2 separate regions of the Homo sapiens genome follow, and region 2 is linked to region 1. Evidence: read pairs that join two places in POLR2A ChIA-PET (ENCODE). Cell type or tissue: PC-9. All regions are shown on one strand. Each heading gives the region's core, and the rest is flanking DNA. Links, peaks and the distances in the headings are about the cores only.

The links. Peaks named below come from ENCODE experiments on the same cell type or tissue, not always from the same donor. Only the 100,000 strongest peaks of a DNase experiment are listed, where the experiment ranks them.
Region 2: POLR2A ChIA-PET joins it to region 1 with 6 read pairs; 1 of 35 experiments calls an interaction of 5 or more read pairs at or near these places.

Annotation. Positions count from the first base shown.
Region 1 is chr2:16,911,009-16,918,917 of GRCh38, reverse strand. No RefSeq gene overlaps it. Among named protein-coding and RNA genes, the nearest start is that of LINC01866, 52 kb to the left of the region's middle. In PC-9, for the core only: a CTCF peak has its summit at 3,700; a DNase peak (open chromatin) is centred at 3,407; H3K4me3 peaks cover 314 bases; H3K27ac peaks cover 2,627 bases.
Region 2 is chr2:16,617,012-16,624,920 of GRCh38, reverse strand. It overlaps CYRIA (CYFIP related Rac1 interactor A), which reads left to right. Exons shown (of 12, transcript NM_030797.4): 2 at 902-1,057. Among named protein-coding and RNA genes, the nearest start is that of CYRIA, 45 kb to the left of the region's middle. In PC-9, for the core only: a CTCF peak has its summit at 4,040; DNase peaks (open chromatin) are centred at 3,400 and 4,150; H3K27ac peaks cover 2,765 bases.

The DNA.
Region 1 (7,909 bases), core at 1,330-5,329:
CAGCTCACTGCCAGCTCCGCCTTCCGGGTTCATGCCATTCTCTTGCCTCAGCCTCCCGAGTAGCTGGGGCTACAGGCGCCTGCCACCACGCCCGGCTAATTTTTTGTATTTTTAGTAGAGACGAGATTTCACCGTGTTAGCAGGATGGTCTCAATCTCCTGACCTCGTGATCCACCCGCCTCGGCCTCCCAAAGTGCTGGGATTACAGGCGTGAGCCACCGCGTCCGGCCTGGACCCTCTTAGTTAATAATTTTAAAGCAAAACTGTGGGCGATTTTGCTGTGCATTAAGAGAATTGCTATAAAGATGATATCTGGGACTTAGCTGGAGAAACTTGATTGTTAGGGCCCTTGGTGCTTAGAAAAATTTATTTATATGTGATTCAAATTAGAGTATTAATTATAAACATGAAAGTGATTCAGTGAAATCTCTTCACTAAAAAAGTATTTTGATAAACGTTTTCTTGCTGTTGTAGGAGGAAACTGTTCTTTGATTTAAAAAAATTAGCACAGCTATATCGCAACAGATTTGACTTCAATAAAAAATTACACTCATTGAAATTTCCATCCAAGATGTGTGAAAACCTTGCATCATGATGCCTCTTTGGCAGCACTAAGATCTTCACTTTTCATGAATTATGGGGGCAATACAAATAAAATGTTGCTGTTGTATGAACACACATATACCAGCTTAAGTTTATGAATTATTTAGAATAAATAAATAAATTTCCTAATTATAAATCTGATATGTTTTCTTCTCTCTTTGTAATTCAGTATCATCCTACCAGTAACTCACAAAATATGTATTACATTTTTATTCCAAATAGTTAGCCTAAATAAATCCATAGTAAAAAGCCTATAAAGTTATATAGCAAATGATTAATTTTGGATGTAGGGATTATGGAAAATTGAATTTTTACTTTCTGGAATTTCATATTTGAAATTTATTGACAAGGATATGTCAAATTTATGGTGAAATTTTAAGCTTAAAATATTTATTGGAATACATTTTAAATTTTTTAAATTTTGGTGATTTTTAAAGTTAAACACAAATAAAAAGGCATAATAGCAAAGATGCTGCAAGTTTAAACAAGGTTACTTTAAGGTGTTCCCTCTGGCTCTGGAGCTATTTGTTCCATTCAGTTTATTCTGTCTTTGAGGAAATTTTATTGCATATTTTGAGAATACAGTCAGCCTGTGTATCCACTAGTCAAAAATATTTTTTTAAAAAGAAGAATGGATGGCTGCTTCTGCAGTGAACATGTACAGACTTTATTTCTTGTCATTATCCCTTAAACAATACAGTATAACAATTATTTACCTTGCATTTACATTGTATTAGGTATTAGTAAACTGGAGATGATTTAAAGTATACAGGAGTTACAAACAATCCAATTGCACTCTTATTTAAAATGTACAATCAAGTTATTATTGACTATAGTCATCCTGTTAAGCTATCACTATATCAAAACATGTAATGTACCCCATATATATGTATATATATACACATATAAATACATACTATGTACCCACAAAAATTAAAAATAATAAAATTAATTAGAAATAAAGTCTATGAGAGGATGTGCATAGGTTATATGCAAATACTACACCATTTTATATTAGTGACTTGAGCATCTATAGACTTTGGTATCTGGAGGGTGAAGAGGGGCGTCCTGGAATAAATGTACCACAGATATTAAGGATCAACTGTATTTTATTTTGTTTTATTTTATTTTTGCCTTTCAATGATTGTAAAAGTTTACATTTTTTAAAATTTTATTATTATTATGCTTTGTTTTAATACATCATGCTGACTTTAATTAAAAATGTATTAGAAGCGTATATGACATATTGCAGGATGGGCATGGTCAATTTGTATCAGCACAAAAAAATCTAGTTAACTTTCCTAACTTCCTCTGTATTGCCTTTTTACATTTTCTGACACCCATTGAGTCCATACCCAATCCACATCACTCCCTTACTCCTTTTTAGGGATAATTGTTCTCATTACTGTTGTCATTCAACACATTTCTGGCCTTTAACCTTCATCTTTTCAATTCATCTTACTTCTAGTAAACTCTATCTCAAATTGAAAAGCTTTCCATTCTTCAGAGACTGCTAGAGAAGCATGACTTTGCCTTATCTGTCCCTTGGAAATAATCAAAGGGAAATTTCATAAGATCTTCTCACACAGGCAATCAACTACTATATGGATTACCATGCATTTAATTTAATATCTAATATTACCCTGCTCCAACACTGTATTCTATGAGGGATAAAAGAAATGAAATACACATTAATTTATTTGCGTTAAAGACAACTATATATCCCCCAATATCTGCTGTTCCCTTCTTTCTTGGTAATAGAATTTGCATATTTTATCTGTGTATATGGCCATCTAGAATACAGACTACATTGCTAGCTTCCTTTGAATTTAGGTATGTCTGTATGACTAAGTTACGGCCAAAATGATGTAAGGGGAAATGATCTGTCCAACTCTTTCTGCTGGCTTTAATGTGGTTGGGGTAGCCATCCTTGATGAAGAGGTCACCGTGGGAATGGCAGTCACATGGCAGAGCCATAAGCTTGAAGGATTAGGGTCCTTAATACAATGCAGCGCTAATGTAGCTGTATTAGTCAGGGTTCTATTAGGATACGTGTATTATAGGTATATAAAGGGGAGTTTGTTAAGTATTAACTTACATGATCACAAGGTCCCGCAATAGGCTGTCTGCAAGCTGAGGAGCAAGGAGAGCCAGTCTGAGTCCCAAAACTGAAGACTCCGCCCACTAACTCAAATGTTAATCTCTTTTGGCAACACCCTACAGACACACCCAGAATCAAGATTGCATCCTTCAGTCCAATCAAGTGGACACTCAGTATTAACCATCACAAGTCCACCCCTTGTTAACTTGAACCCATACACATCTCCTGAGATCATACATAATCTTCAAATAAAGACAATAATAAGTCATAATTATGCCTAACGTAATACAACTATTCATCGTACAACTGGAAAAGCACCAATCCCCAACCCAAATACTATTACATAAAGTTAACAATACTTAAATGCTGATGTGAAGTCAATAAATCTCATGTCACATGATAACAGAAAAGGAAATAAAATGAAGATATTTTCTTCATCCATTTGTACAATGTACACATGCACAAACATGTTTTTTAAAAAGGAAGGAGGAAATACTCATGAAAATAACAGTCCTCCTTGCTGCAGCTGGTCACGTGGTCATAGCTGGTATTTATGACTACCTTCTACCACCCATTCTGTATTCCCTTTGCCTTCAGCAAGCACCTCAGCAGGTCGTGGCTTTTTTTCTGGTAGAGTGACTCAAACTTTCATTCCTGAAGGGTCTGGGTCATTTGTAGTCCTGCCTGTATTGGGCTGTTGTAGTTTCCCATTGACCTTAATCACAGGACATGGTAATACTAAGAGACGCCCTACTGGATCTCCTGCATTCCATGCATACCCTTCCTCACCCAGTCCTGGAGAAGTAGACTGATTTCATCTTGATAGTCCAGGTCAATCACCCCAGCTAACCTTTTAACTCCCTTCTTAGCCTGTTACTTAAAGGTAGGAGAAGCCCAAAGTGTCCAGGTGGCAATCTTAACTCCCAGTTTGGCGGAATTGTTATTGTGTCTCCTGGTGGCAGCATTGCTCCCTCTGGAATGAAAACCTCTAGGCCAGCAGAACATAATGTCGCGAGAACAGAAAGCAACAATTTTGCTAGTGAATCACTAGGGGTGATGGTGAGTGATGCCCCTTCCACTTCTACCCTTTGATTCCTGGACCCATGAATCCTGACTATGGGAGAAATAATACCATATATTAGACGCTGATTCAGAGCATACACAGCCTTCTGGAGAACTTTGCCCCAGCCCTGCAATGTATTGTCACCTGGTTGGCATTGTAATTGTGACTTCAAAAGGCCATTCCACCGTTCTATCAATCCAGCTGCTTCAGGATGATGGGGAACATGGTAAGACCAGTGAATTCCATGAGCATGAGCCTACTGCCACACTTCTTTAGCTCTAAAGTGAGTGCCTTGGTCACAGGCAATGCTGTGTGGAATACCATGACAATGGATAAGGCATTCTGTGAGTTCACAGATAGTAGTCTTAGCAGAAGCATTGTGTGCAGGATAGGCAAACCCATATCTGGAGTAAGTGTCTATATTCCAGTGAGGACAAACCTCTGTCCTTTCCTTGATGGAAGAGCTCCAATGTAATCCACCTGCCACCAGGTAGCTGGCTGATCACCCTGATGAACGGTGATATATCAAGGGCTGAGTGTTGGTCTCTGCTGCTGGCAAATTGGGCACTCAGCAGTGGCAATGGCCATAGCCAGGTCAGCCTTGGTGAGTGAAAGTCCATGCCTCACCTCCGTCCCTGCCACCTTGGCCACTTTGTTCATGGGCCCATTGGGCAATGACAGGGATGGCTAGGGAAAGAGGCTGAGTGGTATCCACAGAATAAGTCATCCTATCCACTTTATTATTAAATTCCACCTCCACTGAGGTCACCCGCTGGTGATCACTCACATGGAATACAAATATCTTCACAGTTTTTGAACACTGAAAGAGGTCCATCCACATACTTCTTCCCCAAATTTCTTTGTCACCAATTTTCCAATCATGCTTCTTCCAAGTCCCCAACTGTCCAGCCAAGCCACTGGCTATAGCCCATGAATCAGTATATAATCACACATCTGGCCATATCTCCCTCCACGTAAACTGCACAACCAGGTTCATTGCTTGAAGTTCTGCCCACTGGGAAGATTTACCTTCAGTGCTGTCCTTCAGGGATGTCCTAGAAAGGGGCTGTAGTGCTGCAGCTGTCCACTTTCGGGGGGTGCCTGAATATCATGCAAAACCATCTGTGAACCAGGCCCTAGTCATCTCTTCCTCTGTCAACTGATCATAGAGAACTCCCCATGAGGCCATCAGTGCAGGTTTTGGGAGAGAAGGCAGGGTGGCAGGAGTGGAGACCATGGGCATTTGAGTCACTTCCTCATGTAACTTACTTGTGCCTTCAGGGCCTGCTCCAGCCCAATCACATATATACCACTTCCATTTGATGATGGAATGCTGTTGTGCATGACCCACTTTATGGCAAGATGGGTCAGAAAGCACCCAGTTTATGATAGGCAGTTCAGGTCTCACAGTGACTTGATGATCCACAGTCAAACGTTCAGTTTCCACCAAAGCCCAGTAACAGGCCAAGATCTGTCTCTCAAAAGGAGAGTAGTATCTGCAGAAGGTGGCATGGTCTTGCTCCAAAATCCTAGAGGCCTCTGCTGTGATTCACCTATGGGAGCTTGCCAAAGGCTCCAACAACATGTCTATCTGCCACTGATACCTCAAGCACCATTGGATCTGCTATGTTATATGTCCCAAATGGCAGAGCAGCTTGCACAGCAGCCTGGACCTGTTGCAGAGCCTTCTCCTGTTCTGGGCCCCACTCAAAATTGGCAGTCTCTCGGGTCACTAGATAAATGGGCTAGAGTAGCACACCCAAATGAGGAATGTGTTGCCTCCAAAATCCAAATAGGTGCACTAGGCATTGTGCCTCTTTCTTGGTTGTAGGAGAGGCCAAATGCAGCAGCTTATCCTTTATCTTAGAAGGAATATCTCAACAGGTCCCACATCACTGGACCTGTAGAAATTTTACTGAGATGGAAGTTCCCTGAATTTCAGTCACATTTATTTCCCATTCTCTGGCACTCAAATGTCTCACCAAGTCCAGTGCGTTTGCTACTCCTTGGTCCACTGGATCCAATCAGCATAATGTCATCAATGTAGTGGGCCAGTGTGATATCTTGCAGAAGCAAAAAGCAATCAAGTTCTCTCCGAATAAGATTATGACACAAAGCCACAAAGTTGATATATCCTTGAAGTAGGACAGTAAAAGCCTATTGCTGGCCTTGCCAGCTGAAGGCAAATTTCTTCTGTTGGGCCTTGTGGACACGAATAGAGAAAAAGGCATTTGTCAAGTCAATGGCTGCATACCAGGTACCATGAGATGTGTTAATATGCTCAAGCAATGAAACCACATCTGGTACAGCAGCTGCAACTGGAGTCACCACTTGGTTAAGCTTACGATAATCCACTGTCATTCTCCAAGATCCACCTGTCTTCTGCACAGGCCGAATAGGAGAGTTGAATGGAGATGTGGTGGGAATCACCACCCCTGTGTCTTTCAAATCCTGGATGCTGGCACTAATTTCCATAATCCTATTTTTCTAGGTAGAGGCAGCTCTAATGGCTTCCATTTGGCCTTTTCCACCATAATAGCTCTCACCCTACAAGTCAGGGAACCAATGTGAGGGTTCTGCCAGCTGCTAAGTATGTCTATGCTAATTATGCATTCTGGCACTGGGGAAATTACTACAGGATGAGTCTGGGGACCTACTGGACCCACTGTAAAATAAGTCAGACCTGAGCTAAAACCCCATTAATTATCTTACCTCCATAAACCCCTACTTTAACTGGAGGACCATAATGACATTTGGGGTCCCCTGGAATCAATGTCCGCTCAGAGCCAGTGTCCAGTAGTCCAGAAATGTCTGATCATTTCCCTTTCCCCAGTGCACAGTTACCCTGGTAAAAGGCTGGAGGTCTCCTCGGGGAAAGAAGAGAGAAAGATTCACTGCATAAATTTTCAATAATGTAGTAGGGTCCTTCCTCAAGTATAAGTAGTCTTTGTAGTACTTATATAGAGAAATAAAATTCTCTCTTGTTTAGACCACAACTACTTTTTGGTTTACTCTCACCCATATCCAAACTTAATCCTTAAAGAGCTATTGATATGGTTTGGCTCTGTGTTCCATCCCAAATCTCATCTCGAACTATAATTCCCAAGTGTCGAGAGAGGGACCCAGTGGGAGGTGATTGGATCATGGGGGTGGTTTCCCCCATGCTGTTCTCATGATAGTGAGTAAGTTGTCATGAGAGCTGATGGTTTTATAAGGGGATCTTCCCACTTGGCTCTTTCCCTTTTCTGCTGCCTTGTGAAGAATGTGTCTGCTTCCCCTTCTGCGATGATTTTAAGTTTCCTGAAGCCTCCCCAGCCATGTGGAGCTGTGAGTCAATTAAACCTTTTTCCTTTGCAAATTACTCAGTCTGGGTACATCTTCATAGTAGTGTGAAAATGGACTAATACAGCCATCAAAAATAGTTTACGTAAAATTTGTTAGAAAACAAGGCATAGCTAAACATTTCAGGTGCAATTTTTTATGCTTATATTTCTTCACCAACACCTTAAATGAAAGCATTTGCTAAAGCAATGTTTTTCATTCTTTGTTGCTTTTCCAGTACTTTCCTTTGAGAACTACAGCTACAACTACAATTTTGGTGCCCTTTAATCCCCAATCTATTATTTCCATCCTATTATCTGGCTGATAGTTTCTGTAAAAATATTACTCTTTCCTTCAGTGAGTTTCATCCTTCAGCACCATATGATATACTAGATAGCACTGGGGTAGAGTTAGATCAAACAGAATGAGATTTCAACCTCTAACTATATAATGATAATAGGCTATTTACTTTCTCTCTTTTGTAATATCAATTACTCTACCTTCATGACAGAATTTGTATAAGCATTAAATGAGATGATGTAAACCATAGAGTTTTGCAAAATATGTAGCTTTTTCTATTTTCTCATAGCATGCTATGTAGCACTGTGCAATTATAAGAGTTGTATATGCCCTACTCTTTTTATCCTCTGCTCCAATATTTACTAAAAATATTATAAAGCATTTGACACTTACAAATAAAATTATAAATTTATTATATATGTAAGCTGTGAAAGAAAGTGATTTTAAAAAAACCTTTAAACAGATCACTATCTAAAGACATTACCAAAATTCTAGAAACCACCTCTGTATTTCTTCTGTAT
Region 2 (7,909 bases), core at 2,252-6,251, 290 kb after region 1:
CTAGCTCTTGAAAGATTGGTTTCCTACCTCTTTGGAAAAATGGAATTAATGGTATCTCACTGGGATTTTTTGAGGACAAATTAATAAGAAAGTATATTTATACAATTCTCATGGTATGCCTGACAGATATTTGCTTAATAAGTGAAAGCTCCCCTCTATTTTCTATGATTTGGTTTTCTGCACAAAGGAGTGGCCATTCAAATGCACAGGAGCCAGGAAAAAAACCCTGCAATAAATGATACTCATGGAAAAAGAGTTCATGTCTGTTGCTGTGTTTCTCTGAAACGTGGACAGAAAGAGAGAGAGAGAGAGAGACCTGGGCCCACATATGCTTCTCACTGAAGAGCAGTGCTCACTCCCCACTGTGTCACTGTGTTCATGGGTCATGGTATTTTATAACAATATTTTTCTAATGAGAAACAGGGAGAACCATCCCAACCACATGCCTGAGGTGGGCTGTTTTACTAATTTAGCTCCCAGGGGTGAAACTACAAAAACAGCAATCTGGAAAAAGTGCCACCTCCCTTTTTCAAAATGTGTTAAACAAAAAATAAAAAATAAAAAGACTTCCCATTCAAGGTCAATGACCACTTGTTTGAGAAGTCAGCCTGACCATGTGGCTGCATTTAAAAAATATGTCAAAGGCCAGAGAGTCAGAGACATGTTCCAATGTGGATTCAACTCCCAAACTGCTGAGTCCCTGAGTGAGGCTGCTTTCTTCTGTGAGCCTCAATCCCCTAATTATAAAATGAAAGAATTAGACAAGACTATCTCTTAGATGTCCTTCAGGCCTGATAATCTGTGATCTTGTGACTCTCTGCTCTCCTTAAAAAATACATTGTGACTAGTGGAGAATAGGAAATTGCTTCTCACAGTAACATGACTTGCATTCCCTTTTTAGCAGGGTACCACCATCTTAAGGACAGAAAAGCTACAGGACTCTAGGAGGCCACCGTCCTGATTTGGGAAGTCCAACTTACTTTGGCCAGACAGCAGCTAAGCTGGTTCATCCCATCAGCCTGGATTGGTGAAACTGAATCACAGGAGATATTTCCAGGTAAGAAACAATTGACTTTCGTTATAACGTGTAGCACACTGATAACCATCATTATACTGCAGGAAGTATGTCGTATGCATGCTTATGTTATGAAAGACATGAAACTATTAAGGAAAAGGTTCAAGGCTCTGGGTTCTATAGCTGTATTCTGAGTGGGATCTGTGCTATCTTGAGGCTTTTGAGGGTTAAGGAATGAAAGAGGGTAGCTGAGAATTACATGCAGGGGAAGAACAGAGTCGAGCTGTAGATCTAGGTTCCTTTTTCCTTGCAGAATCATTTAGTGTTCCTTTCTGCCCATGCTAGCCAACTAGATTTAGACAGTAGGAGGAGAGGTCCTTTGGTAGCCAATCTGAGATGGAATTTAGATCCCATGTCAGAGAACGGACTTGCATCCCACCTGCTACAACATCTTTAGAAACAAATTCAGTTCATGAAGTTTCATCCAAGGGCGCTTACAGCAGACAGGCTGCAGCTAACCATTCTCATCACCCGCTTTCCTGACCACCAACGCAATGTCTCTGTCTGCTTATTGCTCGTCTCTCTCCCCTCCTCCCAGTCACTTATGGATCCTTTCCTTCTTATGTGCAAGGAATGTGGCCACATCTACTAGAATGTCTTCATTGGAGTTGCACCTGATGTAGGCTGACATTCCTCCTAGATGACTAAAGTTTGGTCAAGCGTTCAGCTGCCTGGATTGTGGTATATTAACACATCTCTCTTACGCAGGCCCAGTGTAAGGAATCATGGTCAGGAGTCATGAAAAAAATGCCAACACACTGAGATGGCCACACATCTTCACTCTTGCACTAGTTTTTGGTGTTATCTTCTGCTATCCTGTCTTGAAGCTCTTTTTCAGCTAGATACCTTGACTTTTCTGAAAAACTAAAACCAGAAGCATTTCACGAAGCTAAGCACAGGACAGAAGGTAAGACCAGGTGATATCTAAAGCTTGTTTTGCATTCCCAGGATTGTCTTATCCCAGACTTGTTTCTTATGCCAGACTCTTATTCTTTGGGGAACATGTTTATCTCATGCCTGCTTCCTTTCTTCCTCTTGTGGTTTCTTTCTCTAGAGTGGTTTCTGAGCTATAGCATAATTCAGAGGAAGGAGAACAGTTTTGCGACTTAGACACACATGACTTCAGATCTCAGCTGTGCTCTGTGTTGGCTCAGTGATTTTGCTTAAATCACCATTTTAAATCCCCAAGCTTCTGTTTCCCCACCTGTAAGGTAGGGATAGTACACTCCATGTTATAAGCTGGTGTTGAGGATTAAGTGAGATCACGCATGAGCATGGTTTCTTGTTACAGGAGACCTCAGCAAATACCAGCTCCTTTCCCTACCTACCCTTTTTTAGAGCTACTTGAATATAGCTTTGATCCCATATCTGGATTTCATTTGAGCCTTGTGCCTAAAATCTAGGACAGGCCTTGTCCACAAATACTGTTAAGCCCCAACGATTTAAAAAGGAGAGAAACTGTTAACAGCCTTTTTATTTCAGAGCTCTTCATCCATAGAAGCCTTTTCTCACCCGGACTTTAGCCAGATTGCCTCTCCAGCCTGGCCATTGGAAGGTTTTCTCTGCCATACCCAAAGTTAGAACTACTACTTTCCTAGCCCTTTGTCCCATGAGGTATTAGCTGAAAACTAATTCCCTCCCGGTGGCTTTTTCCCTTCAGACTAGCCTACATCCAAGACCAAGAGTAAGGGTCAATTGATTTGGGGCCGGTATCCTGGCCTGGCACTCAGCAAGACAGTCAGGGTCCAAGCACATGCTCATTCAGGGCTTTCTTCCTTGCCTGTTAGCTTTTCTAAGGCAGTCATTCACCCAGTCATCCATTCAGTCAGTAGATGTTCATGGAACATGAACCATGCAGTGGGTGGCTCGCACTATCTTGGTGCTAGGGATACAGGACAGAACAAAACCAAGTTCCTGTTCTCAAGGAGCTTGCATTCAAGTAGGATCAAGGGATCATCAACAAGTAGCAAACATGTATGTATTACATCTGGTAGTATTAGGTGCTATGAAAAAAATAAAGCAGAAAAAAATAAAGCTAAGTCAGAGAGCTAGAGAGTTGAGGGAAATGGACATTACTGTTTTATATACAGTGCCAGGGAACACCTCTGGATAAGGCATTATTTGGGCAGCATCTGGAGAAAGTGAGGGAGCAAGGCTAGAAGGAAGAGCCAGAACTAAATCTCTGATCGGGGAATGCACTTGGGCTTTACCCAGTCTCGAGTGACCAGTAGGATTGGAGCAGAAGGAATGAGGAGCCTGTGGAATGAAGCGAGGGCAGAAAGGACTTGGGTGTTTATGTTCTGGCTGGCTTTTCTGGAGATTCTTCTACCCTTCCTTTCTCTTCCCCAGAGCTCTTTCCCAATGCAGTGTTAGTCATTCATTCAAAAATCTTTACTGGGCCCTAGCTACTGGGACTCTGTAGATTAATGAGTCTGGGCCCCATTCTTAGGACTCCATGGCCTGGTGCTATCAAGGTTTCTTGGGGAAGTTGCATCGATAAAGTAGGTTGATGTAAACAGTTGTCTTAATTTGATCATCATAGAGTCAATTTGCTAGAGTAGGAATTTTCCACTGGAACCTCCCACAGGTCACTTTTACCTGTTCTCTTGGAATTTACTTACATGATAGACTATTGGTCTTTCTCGCCTTCAGGGTAGAAGGAGGATCATTCATTCAGCAGATATATGAGTGCCTCTTCTATGTGAGTGCTGTACCAGGCACTGGGTATAAATGAGGACTAGGTCAGCCCCTGCAGTTGAGTTGCTTCTGGTTTTACCAGGAGACGCACTAATGGCTAGACAACACACTTTGATCAGTGTTGCATTAGGAATGGGTGCTTGGGGAGCTCAGAGGAGGAGTCCCTGACCCAGATTGAGGGGTGGAACCATGGAAGCTTCTTGGGAGCAGGTTGTCTGCACTCAGTCCTGGAGATGAGATGTAGCCAGGCAGGAACCAAGCAAGGAGGTTAAGATGCTTCAGGGAAGGGTGTTAGGAATTTCCAGGCCGGGAGATGGAGACACATAGGCAAGGACTGTGCCTCGGGGAATCCTGTGCACCTTCACCTCCCTCCTGAGACTGTGGAATGTGGAGAGGTGAGTCTGAGAGACCAAGGGACTCACTTAGAGAGGGAGGTGAGGGTATGAATCAGGGATTTTTCAGACCAAGCTAAGTGGTTTGAGTCTGTTTTGAGGACAGCTTAGAACTGCTCACAGTTTTTAAGCAAAAATGGATGAGTTATTAGGATTGGAGTTTTAAGAGGCAAAGAGCCTAATTTTATTTGAAACCCTGGTTCCTTAAAATGCTTATTTTATACCTCTTTCATATATTATTATAAGATTATAGTTTCCTTGGCTGTAAAATAAGTTCACACAGATCAACTGAATGAGATGGCTGTGGGTAGCAGATGCATACAATGTCCCTTCCCACCATTGATGCTGCAGTGAATGCTAAACTTGTCATTTCATGCCCAGTCTTAGTACACAGATAGCTGTGAAATGGTTAGAACATAAGTTTTGTTTCTCTTAGAACTGGCTGGCAAAAACTTAAACTATTCTAGTAGAAATGATGGGATTTAGGTCTTGTTACATTTTCTTCCCATCAGAAAATGAATGAGTAATATCCATTCCTTAACCCTCTCTCCACTGAATACTAAAGTCAGAGTGTTCTTTTAGAAATTACGCACTCATTAAACAGGTAATATCTGAGTATCTACCAATGGTCACACCCTGTGTTGGGCCGTGAACATCAGGACAAATCAGACAAGGTCAGCACCTCAAGGAGTTTCTAATCACGTGACAAAGACAAAAGCAGCCAACAGAGAAGCAGATGGCAGACAAGAACCCAGACATGAACAAAGTGATGTGGATGCAGAGGATGAAATGTGTTCTCTGCCCAGGAAAGTCAGGGAAGGCTCCAAAAGGAGCCATATGATTTGGGCATTGAAGGATGAGTAGGAGTTGCGAGCTGGAAGAGAGATGCTCAGGTACAGAACTGCACTCTATAAATAAGGGCCAACATTCATTTCTCTGTCATGGGTGAGGAGGAAATAGCCAGCCTGCTCATCATGCTCAGATAATGCCTCAACTCTGCTTTTCAAAAATCCATTAGTAGCCACCTCCTCATCCTCCCACTTTGTTCCCAACAGCGACTAAAAAGAAGCAAATTGACTAATTTGAATTGATCTTTTCTCTGACCCTATGGAGGTGTTAGTGAGCAGAATAGGGTAAGGGGACCAAGAAAAGAAGTAGAAAGGAGGAGGAATTCATCTTCATCATCCAGAAACGCTGATTTAACAGCATGGATTACACCATAGCTCTCTGGTGGTAAAATGCAGCTTTACAGAGACCTGAGTCTGCTTCTTCTAAGTGAAAACTGTATTTCCCCTGCTACCTTCCCTTTGGAACTCTTGGGGTGGAACTCTTGGGGTAGAATATGTATATGTGTGTGTGTATATATATATATATCTATATATGCACACACACACAGAGGGTTTTATGTACGTGTGTATGTACATATGCATGTACCTACGTGTGTGTATATATGGGTATATATGTGTGTATGTATATATGTGTACATTATGTAGAATTTATTCTAGAACCTAGCTCAGAGCATGGTGCAGTTGACCTCCTATCACCCCTGCTGGCTGCAAGATGAATGGATGGGCTAGACTTAATCTTTCACCTGCACACTTCCCCAGTTGTGCCAAGATCTCTGCACTTCGTGGTACTGGATGTTCACAAGCTCCAGGAGGTAGCCTGGGACCAGGTACAGAAGATGAGACTGAAGCTCAGGGAGGAAATGGCTTGGCCAAAGCCCACAGCTGTGAGGACATCAGGATCCAAACTCTTGTCTAATTGTCCCCTCTTTCACTGTTCATGCTGTGTATCACCCTCTCCACAAGCCTATGGGGCTTCAGGCAGACCAAGGAGGAAATTATGAAACTAAGCATTGTGTTTGGACTTGAATCTCACCTGGACTCCAAAATGCAGGACCGGGCAAGCAGTGAGGTCAGAGCAGCATATGTCTAGAAGCCCTCGGAAAGCTACATCTTTCCCTTCGGGGGTCCGCTCACATGCTTTCAGGGATGGTGAACTCACCACCTTATAAGGAAGCTGGTTCTACTTCTAGAGACTGGGCAGCCATCCCTCCTTACAGAATCATCTCTAAACCTAACCATGCCTCAGTTCTAGTTGGCATAAACATCTCAACAGCGAGGGGCTTTGGGGTGGGTGCTTTGCTCTGATGGAGTCTTTTGGAGACAAGGGCAGCTCTGTCACATGCTCTTTACCAAAATGCATTTAGAATCACTTGCCCTCCTTACAGCCAGGGCTGTCTGGTTTCTTGTTCTTAGGGGCCCTATTTGTTCTTCCTAATGGGCTGGGCTGGGGACAAGACATATGACCTGGGGTTCTTCTCTTCTTCCTCTAAGGAGAAGTAGACCTCAACAAGTGCTTTCTCTGACCCCATTCTCTCCAAAACCCTGGCTGCACCCAGGGGGAGTGAGCATTCCCTTTTATATCAGGAGAAATTCAAAAGGATTGTTTAAAAAGAGAAAGAAAGAGAAGATGCTGGGAAGAGGGAGTGAAGAGAGAAAGGGGCAATGTTCTTTTTAGAGGCAGCATCCTCTTGCCCCTGCTCCTGCACTGAGGCAGTTTCGAGCACACTCTCATCCTGGCCTGGGCTCTGTAGTCCTCCTTGTCCTCAGAATCCACACCAAAGACTACCTCGCCAAGGAAGCCTGACTTGATAGCCCAGCTGGAAAGAGTTCCTTTCTCCTTCAAAACCCCACAGTGCTGCCCCTCTGTGGCACTTTCTTGGTACAACAAGGATGCAGATTTAAAAATAAATAAAGAGGGAGAGAGGGAGAAAACCAGAAAGTGACCATGATATCTGGGGTTAACTTGGATTCTAATCCAAACTGCCACTGAGTCACCAGTTAACCTTGGTCAGCCCTCCTCCCTTCATCGTAACTATGAGGGAATTGGGCTTGATCATGCAGCTTCTTCCATCTCTGAACTTGTCTTTAAGATACCCAACTCCCAAAAGAGTCCTTGAGGGCTGTTGAATCCCACATGGCCTGGCAGGACCCTGGTGTGGAGTTTGCACTTAAATCACCACCAACAGGAAGCCCCGCTGGAGGGAGATAAATTACCTCTCACCTCTTCGTAGCAGGCAAGGCCTCTGTCAGCCCTCAACAGACAACAGCTGATCTGGCTCACAGAGTGAAAGGGGCTCAGTGTGTACCCTACCCTCCTGGCTGCAGGCCTTAATGAGGCAGCTACCAGCCCTGTGCTGAGAGCTCTGGCACAGCTACAATGTTCAGTTCCTTGGTTTCAGTTCTCTCTCCTTCTTCCAACCCTGTCTTTGTTCCTGCTTTGGGTTGGAATCTAGGAGAACCGGCTTGGCAGGGGGTTTTGGCCTAGGCCTGATGGCAAGCCTACCTTTCTCTGTTTGGAGCTGTAAGCTGGCAGCACACTGGCCCCAGGATGGAGACTGCACTGACCCGGTAGTAGGCAGAGTCCGGGGGTTGGGGCCAGGTGCACACTGGCAGAGGAGTTATGAAGAATCGTGACTGCTGAAACCAACTTGGCCAGTGTTTCCTCTAAGGACCCCACTTGGTCATCTGTGCTCCTCTTAGGGCCTCATTTCTCTTACCTCAGCTCTTTCCTGTCTCCAGACCCGAAGGCTTGACTATGCTGCAAATCAAGGAAGAAGGGGAACAGCCATCTATCAACTGTCTTCAGTTGCTGTAATGTGTAATACAAGGAGCCTAGAAACTTGATGACATTTGCAGAGGCACATGTAGCTAGTTTCAGGACCCCCATAAAACAAATA